Regions from separate parts of the Homo sapiens genome. Here region 1 is linked to region 2. The links are chromatin loops, found by intact Hi-C in ENCODE. Cell type or tissue: PC-9. All regions are shown on one strand. Links, peaks and the distances in the headings refer to the core of each region. The heading gives the core; the rest is flanking DNA. Region 1 has its middle 29 kb from the start of MIR4448. Region 2 holds the start of ABCC5-AS1 (ABCC5 antisense RNA 1).

Region 1 (5,371 bases), core at 241-5,240, 90 kb after region 2:
CAAACAGCCTGCTCCCAGAGTTCAAGCTGTTCCTCATCTCATGACCTGAGCTTCAATTTCATCAGCAAATTCAATTTCATCAAATGCATGTGCTAGATCAGATTGCCTCTAAGATTTCTTCCAGCTCTAACTCCATGACTAGTGTGAGTCCATAACTAGGACCTGAAAAACCTGGATCCTGCTCACCTCATTTGGGACATGGCTCTAGAACTCTGCCTCTTCCTCTTTGCTTCCACTAGGGAGGTGGTGTGTACTGGGAGCAGATTTCCTCTTTTCCTGGAATCTTTTCTGTGTCCTGTTTCTTTCTGCCTGTGGCCTGAATTCAGCATTCTTCCTTGGCTCAGGCAAACTCCCTTCTACCTGCTCAGGTGGACTCAGCTTAGGAGGACTAAGCTGGCTGCTGTCCAAGTGAGAACCATCAGAGCTAGTACTTGGTCTCCCGCAGACCTGGCACAGCCCTGTTCTCAAAGGGGAGCTCCATACCCAGCTAGGACAGGCCAGCACCAGGCAGTTAGGACCGTGGGCACACACCTGTTGGGGCAGAGATACTGACGTTGCCTGGAATGGTTGGTTCACGGGGCTAGGGGCTGGGGGAGACTTCTCTGACTCATTTTTTGTGTCCTTGACAAAGAATCTGGTGGGCTGCAGTCCTGGGGCCATTCTGACCACTGGTGAGAAAAAAGGTGCCGTGAGGCCCACTCTGGGAGTCTCCATCTGATGTCATTCCCATGGGCCTCTGAGAGTGGCCTGCCCTCCGGGAACTTTAGCTCCCCACTTCTTCCAGACTTACTGATCCAACTGCCTCTTCCCTCAGCCTCCCAATACCTGGACTCCAGCCCCCTCGGGCTCTTTTCCCAAAAACTATTTATTGAACAGTCACTAGGTCCCATACCTTCTGCTGGGCACAGGAGACCAGAAACAAGACACAGGGAGATTATAGTCCAAAGGAGAAGAGAAACTTTAAGTAACTTGCTCACTTTTTCTCACCCTTTCTCCTCCTCTGAGTTTCTCGGTCATGACCTAGGAGTCCAGGGATGGCACCTGGCCAGTCCTGCCCTGGGTTATTCAGAGACACCCTTTCTCTCTTGTCCTTGGTATTCCCTATCTCCGATCTCCCTTCCTTTCCTAGGATGTGGTAAGATCTAAAGGTCCATTGTAATAAGGATGTGGGCCTGGGGCTGCTAGTTTCTGGGCCCTGGGCAACTCCTCCAGCCACAGGAGTCTTCAGGCACCAGACTCTCCGGACTAGCCCACCACGCTGCCTCTCAGTGCCAAAGGCGTGAAGTCGTCAACAGAAAGGTTTTGCTAGAGCAGCCTCTGTGTATATTTTCTCTGGGATCCTGACAGCTGATCAAAATACAGGGGCTGGATCCCAGCCACCTACCATTTGATATAATCGCTGGCATTCATACTTAGATAATAAGCAAAACAATGTTTGGCTAAGAGAAGTGACACCTTGGGAACATACATGCCATCCCGCCATGCCTACGTATGATCAGGTTCTACCCTTCAATCCCCAGCCGAGCCGTGTTGTACTTGGAGAAAGACTACCACTCCTTCAGTTTCAATACCCTTGGCGAGTCCTGGAGTCACTCTCGGAAATGGGCACATGAAGAAACCTGCTACTTCATCTTCCATAAAATCTCTGTTGGCAGGCCAGGCGTGGTGGCTCACACCTGTAACCCAGCACTTTGGGAAGCCAAGGTGGGCAGATCATGAGGTCAGGAGTTCGAGACCAGCCTGGCCAACATGGTGAAACCCTGTCTCTACTGAAAATACAAAATACAAAAATTAGCCAGGCGTGGGGGCAGGCACCTGTAATCCCAGCTACTTGGGAGGCTGAGGCAGGAGAACCACTTGAAACCGGAAAATAGAGGTTGCAGTGAGTTGATTGTGCCACTGCACTCCAGCCTGGGCAACAAGAGTGAAACTCTGTCTCAAAAAAAAAAAAAAAAAAAAAAAAAAAAATCTCTGTTGGCAGTTGTGTCCACACAAGAAATCCCTTTCAGAATCTGATCTCGGGAAAATTCTCTGCTTCTCAGTGAGGATTCTGGAACACATTGTTTCCTCCTTCTTATTTTAGCCGACAGGAAGCTCAGGGCCCTGTATGTTTATCTCAGCTTGTTTCCCTCATCCTTCATAATATTTTGATCTTTCCTTTTGACCGTCTTGAATATTATTTATTTATTCATTTATTGAAATGGAGTCTCGCTCTGTCTCCCAGGCTGGAGTGCAGTGGCACGATTTTAGCTCACTGCAACCTCCACCTCCCGAGTTCAAGCAATTCTGCCTCAGCCTCCCATGTAGCTGGGATTACAGGCCCGTGCCACCACGCCTGGCTAATTTCTTTATTTTCAGTAGAGATGGGATTTTGCCATGTCGGCCAGGCTGGTCTCGAACTCCTGACCTCAGGTGATCCACCTGCCTCGGCCTCCCAAAGTGCTGGGATTACAGGCATGAGTCACTGTGCCCAGCCTTGAATATTTTTAATATTTTAAATAATAGCTGCCATGAATCATTCTCGGATAAGATGAATATCCTGGGAACAATAAAGACATCATTCTGGTTGGATGGCTAATTCTACTGCCCTTGATGGGGTGCGATTGTGGGTGTGTGTGTTGGGGGCAGGGAGGGGGAGGATGTTGGCTGCCCTTTGCCACACTCTTCGGACACGAAGCCTCTCCCTGTGCCCTGAGATCATCCTGGCTGGAGCACAGCATGGCAGTGGCGAGTCCCACTGCCCCGCTCCCCTTACTCAAAGCTGGGCTTGAAGGAAAGCAGCTCCCCGTGGGAACTCCACTGGAACACTCTGCAAAATTCTAGATGCTGAGTTCATTGCAAGCTGTCAGGCAGCACGTCATCCTTTCTTCATCTACGAAACCTGGGGATGTGCAGAACCACTGGTCATAGAGTCACACCAAGAGTGAAAGAAGGAACTATTGATAATAAAATATGCAAAGCAGGGCTATGTCCTCTAGCGCTGGCCCGTGCCCTGGCTTGCCTGGATGTGGTCCCTGAGTCTGCCCCTCCTTCAGTTAGAGGATCCTGGGTCTCCCAGCCCTCCCCAGAAATAGCTCCTGTCCTTTGGGGCCTTCACATAATGTCTAGAGGCAGGCAAGCCCCCTGTATTTGTTCCCATTCACTCCCATGGGCACTGGGACACATTGGACAAGTTAAACACAACCGCAAGGAATGGAATTCTCCTTCTGTGTTCAGGTGCATGGAGGTAACTGGAGGGGGGTCTCTTCTGCCTAGTTCTCATTCCTTCCACCTCTAGTGGTCTCTGTAGCTCCTTATTTTTATCTCCTCCCTTTCCTAGTCAGGGAGAAGTAGGGGGTGGGCCTACCTTGCTGGAGTGGGGGTGTGGGGCGGAGCAACTTCCAGGCACTGAGTGTGGAGTGGGTACTGGGTTTGGGTCGCTCTAGAAGGGGAAAGGGGTGTTCTTTTGTTCTGAGATCTATCCACAGGAGGGGGTGTTGCGGGATCTACAGTGAGGGTCAGTCTGCTATGGGAAACGGCCCCTGCCTGGGCACAGGCCCATGGCTAAAGCTGTTGATCCAGCATTCCTTAACCACTGTTTCTCCAAGGGCCATGGAAGGGGCTCTCCCCTGGATGGGGTCTGCAGACAGACAAGGGAGGAGAAGAAAGAATACACCAGCTCTGAGGCCCTGGGGCAGCCTCAGGCGGGAAGCACACGCCAGGCCCGGGGGCAGCCTGAGCCACACGGAGGCCTCTGAGGCCAGGCCGGAACCTTTGGAAGTGTGACTAGCTCTGCTTCCTCGTGTGTGTGTTCTCTTAGCCTATAGGAACCTTCCTTGTGAGAATGCCAGCCTGTCACAGCTGGGAGGCAGCTGTGGAAAGAGAACACTGAATTTGGAGACTGAAGGCCTGGGTAGAATTGTGGCCGCCCTCCCACTTCCTTGAGCAAATCACTACACCTGCTGAGCCTTGCCTTCATCTGTGAGGGGATGAAGCCTTCACATAATAGCCTTCACCGTGCTGTAGAGGGGATAGATTTAGAAATTTGGTGTGGAAATACCTCATATAGGGAAGGGGCGCAGCCGCGTCATCTGTCATCTTAGTTGAATTGTTTTTGTTTTGTTTTGAGACGAAGTCTCGCTCTGTCACCCAGGCTGGAGTGCAGTGGTGTGATCTCGGCTCACTGCAACCTCCGCCTACCAGGTTCAAGCGATTCTCCTGCCTCAGCCTCCCGAGTAGCTGGGATTACAGGCACCCATCACACCTAGCTAATTTTTGTGTTTTCAGTAGAGATGGGGTTTCACCATGTTGGCCAGGCTGGTCTCGAACTCCTGATCTCGGGTGATCCACCCACCTCAGCCTCCCAAAGTGTTGGGATTACAGGTGTGAGCCACTGCGACCTGCCTGAGTTGTTCTTAGAGGAGCAGAGGCTGAGTGTTGTCCATTCTTGGCCTAGAAGTCAAACAAGGAAACAGAGAGGCCTGTGGTCTGGGGGGCAGGCATGGCTGGAATCATAAGGATATCACTGAGGGGGAAGGTGCAACTTGGACAGGGGCTGCCACAGGGTCAGCCACTCTGCATGGGAACTCCTGTAAGGGGGACCGTGTGGCCCACCTCCACCTGCTCACTGAGGAGGCCGCAGCTCACAATCAGACACGGAGGGCCTTGGCTGGGCGCAGGAGGGGCCGGTCACCCAGGGCCTCCGCTCCAAATCTGTGTTCCTGTGACCTGCCACCCTGGAATCTGATCGCACCCTGGCCCGTTGTGCTGGGTAGTCTCTGTTCCCAGTACCGTGTCCCAGCCTTAGCTGCCAGCATGCTGTCACCCTTGGGCACAGAGGGAGGGTAGGAAGTTTGTCAAAGTTCAACACACTTGGAAATGTTGAGCAGGCAAATCTCCTTTTGGGATGATAAACTTTAAGAAACAGCTACAGGCCGGGTGCGGTGGCTCACGCCTGTAAACCCAAAGAAAGTTGAGAACTGGCGCCTGCCCTTGAACTGCTCATGCTGTGTAATCAAGGCGGGGCGAACACAGTGATAACAGGGCAAGTCTCAGCCCAGAACAAAGCAAGGGCCACTGTGGGAGACGGTTGGTGTGTTTGGAGGTAGTAGAGATTGGCGGAGTAGCTAGTGAAGCTTTCAGAGGCCTGCAGTCTCTTCAGCAGTATTTTGAGGAGGGAGGAACGTGATTTGTTGGAAACAGAAGGCAGGGGTTTGTGGAAATTGCAGCAGTATTACTATCTGCACAAGCATAGTACAAATAGCACTTCCATAGCACAATCCATAGCACTTTCACACCAGCTCAGCTTATCCCCCAGCAGCCCTGTGGGGTAAGCACTGTTATCATCACATCAACCTGAGATAAGGTAGGTAGAAATTCTAGAGATGGAGAT
Region 2 (5,371 bases), core at 126-5,125:
ATTCGCACATCTACCCACTTTCTTCGGGACTGTAATGTTAATGCTTGTGGCCACACACAATTTGAGGCTTAGCAGGCATCCTTTAATCCTGAAGTGTTAATAAAGTGGTGGTTTCTGTTGCTGTTAGTTCTTTGAGCCTGAGTACTAACTTTGGCTGGCATTAGGCTGGCGTTACTTCAGCTAACATGAAGTTTTATACCTAGGCTGCTCCTAAACACTGTTCCTTTGCCTGAGGCATGATTATTCAGGCATGGTTCCTTTTTTTAATCCTATTTATATATGCACATGTAGATCATATGACTCCACGAGCCCTGATTTTTTTTTAAGATGCAGTCAGTGTTTATTCATTTTTTTAAATTTAGCAAATATTTGAACACTCTTCAAGATGCATGCACAGCACTGAACCGAGTGGTCTGGTGCAGATAAAGATAAATTGGTGCTGGGCCTGCTTGTCCACCAATAGAAGCTTAAACTCACAACACGTACTCTACATAGATGACTGTAATTTAGATGCTGTGGGAATTAGTAAAAGGAGAAAGTGCTTCTCTCTCAGGGAACTCTTTAGGAGGAGGTATCATTTGGCTGGAAACTTGAGGAATGGATAGAATTTGGAGAAATGAAGAACTTGCCAGGCAAAAGAAAGAGTTGTGGGATAGGGATACCTAGTCCTTGTTGGTATTGAGCATCAAATGTGTGAAGTCTTAGCTATAGTGCAATACCTCAGTGAATTTCACATTATGTGTGGGGTTTTTTTGTTTTTTGTTTTTTGTTTTTGAGGTAGAGTCTCACTCTGTAGCCCAGGCTAGAGGGCAGTGGTGCGATCTTGGCTCACTGCAACCTCCGCCTCCCAAGTTCAAGCGATTCTCCTCTCTCAGTCTCCCAAGTAGCTGGGATTACAGGCACATGCAACCACACCCAGCTAATTGTTTGTATTTTTAGTAGAGATGGGGTTTCACCATGTTAGCCAGGCTGGTCTTGAACTCCTGACCTCAGGTGATCCCTCCGCCTCAGCCTCTCAAAGTGCTGGGATTACAGGTGTGAGCCACTGCGCCTGGGCATGTGTGTTCTTGAATAATAAGCCAAGGAGTTTGGATTTTAATTGCTTTAAATTAATATTTAAGCAAAAGCAAGACAAAGCTTGTCAGATGCTTTTATGAGCTTTATTTTATTGTGGTGGTGGTTTGTTTTCTTAGTGCTCTCAGGCAAAGGTAAGGGTGCCTTGTTTTTCATTAGCATGTCTAATCTGGGAAAGAAGGAAGAATGGAAAAATAAGCAGAAGTGGGCCGGGCGTGGTGGCTCACGCCTGTAATCTCAGCACTTTGGGAGGCCGAGGCGGGCAGATCACAAGGTCAGGAGATTGAGACCATCCTGGCTAACATGGTGAAACCCTGCCTCTACTAAAAATACAAAAAATTAGCTGGGCATGGTGGCATGCACCTGTAGTCCCAGCTACTCGGGAGACTGAGGCAGGAGAATCGCTTGAACCCGGGAGCCAGAGTTTGCAGTGAGCCGAGATCGCACCACTGCACTCCAGCCTGGGGAACAGCAAGACTCTGTCTCAAAAAAAAAAAAAAAAAAAAAAAAGCAGAAGTAAACTAAAGTTCATGTACCATTATTACTGGCACATGAACTTTAGTTATTTTTTCCCCTTCTCTCAAAAGTGTGTCATTGGTGGGATTTTCTTCCTACCAAATTAGAATATCCTGTGTCTAGGAAAGGTAACAAAGCAAGTATTCATAAAATCCAGGGCTCTTACTTAGTATTTCCTTAGTTCTGTGGTAGGCTGACCCTTTAATCTTGGTTGGAGTTTTCATAATTAATGCTTTGAAATATTTTGGTGAGCTCAAGTTGTATCTTAGGGATCAAAGATGTGGGTCTAATCTCTTACCAGAAATGATTCGAAGATGTATTGTTAGGAAAGAAATATGGGCTCATTATAGAAAATGTACAAAGTGTGTAAAGTTGTAGAAAAAAAGTAACCACCCTTAATTCCTCTACCCAGAGACAGCCATTGTTTTCATAAAATAGTTTTGTCTAGTACATTGTACTTTTAGAGTTTGCTCCTGAAAGCTTTTCTTTACAGACTAAGGACGTGTGAATTTGTCTATGCCCTTGTGTTTTCCAAGTCAAGAGTATTACCTGTGAGTCGGCTTGCTGTTAGGAAGGAGAGCAGGAGGAAGGAGATTAGCATTTTGCAGCTCTGCATTATTTTTCTCTTGATTGATACTCGGTGACTCAGCAGATTTTCTGGACAGGGTTAAGATAAGTAAGAATACCTGCCTTTTTTTTTTTTTTTTTTTCTTCTCTCCCTGTAGGCATCCATAAAGCTTTATGAGGCACAGTAGTCTCTTAGGCGCTGCTGGGTGTGACACCGTATCTGGTCTGGTGCCAGGTGTTGGTCTCCAATAGCAGCCCAGAGATCTCCGGCTGAGGTAACAACAGTGTGCGATTGGTGTGGAGCCCAGGTGGCTCTCATGCTTGGTAACTGCATTGACAGCTCGCTGGGGCTCTTGAGGTTGGGCTGCTGCCGGGATCATCAGCTCTCTTATGCCGTTTGCTGCAAGACTGCCGCGGCTTTCCTAGGAAGTGCTGCTTAAGGGAAATAAATATAGCCTGTTGGCATGAGTTAAAGGAACTTTCTGTCAAAGGGGAAGAAAAGTGTTGGAATTAGCTTCCTGTTTTTTTTTTTTTTAAGTACCTAAATCTTTATTTGGTTAAGATAACTTGGAAGTTACAAATGGTTAATGAAAACTTTTTCAATGAAATATTGTTTCCACAGTTAGGTGGGTTTCCGTTAATGCTTTCTTTTTTTTAGTTATTATTATACTTTAAGTTCTAGGGTACATGTACACAACGTGCAGGTTTGTTACATATGTATACGTGTGCCATGGTGGTGGGCTGCACCCATTAACTCGTCATTTACATTAGGTATATCTCCTAATGCTATCCCTCCCCCCTCCCTGTTCATGCTTTTTTTAATGTCTTACCGTTTTTCCCTCTCTTTTAGTCAAAAATAAAAAGGTCAACGCAAAGAAACAGGGACTCCAGAAGGCTTTGCAATGGTTAAACCTGTCATTATTAAACTCACAGACTAATGTGAAGTTAATTTGGTGCACTGAAGTCCACTAATGAGCAGAATTAAATTTATCCTTTTCCTCCCTGCCCCCCTTTTAAGGAGTTAGCCTATTTAGATAATTAGATGTTATATATGTTTTAACTATTTAAGATTATTTTATGAATTAGCTGTTCAAAGAATCAATTGTTACTAGATATCAGATGAGAACTTCCACTTACCAAAGCCTGCTCATGGAGGTAGAAAGCAAGACTGACATGTGTACTTTAAAAGATGGATGGAACCTCAAAGGCCGTCTTGCCCAGTCCCCATTTAGCCTCACCTCTCTGTAGGTGAGGCCCAGGAGAGACACTTACTAGGCAGACTATGCTGGGGCTGGGTGAGCTTCCCAAGGATGTTCTTTCTGGAATTCGGTGGCTCAGAATACAGCACTTGGCTCCTCTTTGAAGCATGATGGCTCTGTTGCCTGTCTCTGGCCCAGTGTGCTGGGCTGCTGAAAAGAGCATGGAACCACCCAGGAGACGCCACGACACTGACAGCTGTACCTGACCTGAGGGTTCAGGATATGTTTTCAAAAGCAAATCTCGCTAAAAAGGATTTGTATGTTATTATGAAATCTATATTTATGTGGTGGAAATAGACACACTCAGGCTTTTAGAGATAAACTACACAGAATGGGTTACAATAAATGCTTATAATTGTTTGGCTTTTTTAAGAATCCTGTTAACTTGACAACCTTCTGTTTACTTTTCTTTGGTATTATGCAGGTATGATATTGAGCAGTCACTTAGTTTTCTTAAATGTTGTGTCTCACAGTAGAAAAATAGCCAAACCACTCAGCCCCTGACCTTTGTGTTTGCTTCTCACGGTGATCAGCAGTTCTGGTCTGCTCTGCAGTATGGTGGTCACATGATGGAACCCAGAAAGCCTTGTACTAAGCATTTAACACACATTGTGTTAGGCACTGGAGGAAGTTTCATTTACAAATTATATTTTGGCCTTTTTTTTTTTTTTTTTTTTTGAGACGGAGTCTCTGTCACCCAGGCTGGAGTGCAGTGGCATGGTCTTGGCTCACTGCAACCTCTGCCTTCTAGGTTCAAGCAATTCTCCTGCCCTCAGTCTCCCAAGTACCTGGGATTACAGGTGTGCACCACCATGCCTGGCTAATTTTTGCATTTTTAGTAGAGACAGGATTTCACCATGTTGGCCAGGCTGGTCTCGAGTCCTGACCTCAAGTGATCCACCTGCCTGGGCCTCCCAAAGTGCTGGGATTATAGGTGTGAGCCACTGTACCTGGCCTTTTTTTTTTTTTTTAGCTAAAGCCTGAAAATCTTGTTGAAGGGATTTTGTCAAATGCAAAAGACCAATATTCACAACTCTCTAAATCAGTGGTTTTCAGGCCAGGCTGAATGTTAAAATCACTTGAAGAATGTTCAACAAATACCAGTGTTGGGGTCCTATTCCAGACCAATTAAATCAGTCTCTGGGATAGAACCCAGACATTGGTATTGTTTTAAAACTCCTCTGGTGATTCTAGTAGGTAGGCAGTGCTGGGAATCTCTAGATCTCATGGAATAAAGTCTGTTCTCTCCCCTCACTCAATGGCTCCAAGTGTTTCCTGTAAATCCCGTTTTACCCCTGTGATTCATTTTCAGTTTAATCCTTTGAAACCTTACCATGCTATTAACAAAGTTAATCTTAGACCCAACATAACAGGAACTTTGAATAAGTTCCTTGGAATTTAGCTTATGAAACAACTGAAAGCCCTCAAATTCCTGGTGATTATGGAGTAATGCTAGATTATCAACTGCAGACAAATACCTGTTTTACTGTGGTGGTGGAGATATGTTTGTGAATTGTATTGCTAGCTGATCATCGGCTTGAGAGTAACATAGCACAGCTACAGATAAGTGAGCTGATGCTCAAGTTAATTCTTTTCTCAGTGTAGTATAGCTGTTGAGTGATAGGACTGAGTTTAGCAGCTTCCCTGACTTGGAATAATAGCTCTTTCTTTTGTATTCTGCTTCTTCCCCATATAGGTTGGGTTCTAGAATTTTGCTGATCCTCTTGACTGAAATGGCTACTATTTGGAAGTTCTTAAGGGAAGAGCTTAAGATGGTCAGGGTTGTGATAACAACCCACTGGGGAGTAAGGATGTGGTGGGAATTGCAGAGGAAACGTGCTTGGTAGGTTTCTTTAACTTGTTGGAGATTAGGAAGGGCGGGAAGGCCTGAAGTCAGCCGGTCTTGGGAGGACATCAGTTTTTGATCTTTTTAAATTTAAAAGTGAATTTTAATT

What was found. A loop is a pair of places that touch in the nucleus more often than their neighbours do. Peaks named below come from ENCODE experiments on the same cell type or tissue, not always from the same donor. Only the 100,000 strongest peaks of a DNase experiment are listed, where the experiment ranks them.
Region 1: it touches region 2 in a loop (6-fold over the local background); 22 of 110 quality-filtered maps call a loop at or near these places.

Annotation. Positions count from the first base shown.
Region 1 is chr3:183,913,018-183,918,388 of GRCh38, reverse strand. No RefSeq gene overlaps it. Among named protein-coding and RNA genes, the nearest start is that of MIR4448, 29 kb to the right of the region's middle. In PC-9, for the core only: no CTCF peak of the experiment used is centred there; DNase peaks (open chromatin) are centred at 2,558 and 4,958; H3K27ac peaks cover 4,874 bases.
Region 2 is chr3:184,003,230-184,008,600 of GRCh38, reverse strand. All of the region lies in intron 2 of ABCC5 (ATP binding cassette subfamily C member 5), which reads left to right. It overlaps ABCC5-AS1 (ABCC5 antisense RNA 1), which reads right to left and starts at 2,263. Exons shown (of 3, transcript NR_046570.1): 1 at 2,140-2,263. It overlaps LOC124909468 (a long non-coding RNA gene), which reads left to right. Exons shown (of 2, transcript XR_007096191.1): 2 at 1-126. RefSeq lists a silencer at 1,535-1,584. In PC-9, for the core only: no CTCF peak of the experiment used is centred there; DNase peaks (open chromatin) are centred at 1,650, 2,400, 3,920 and 4,820; H3K4me3 peaks cover 1,195 bases; H3K27ac peaks cover 5,000 bases.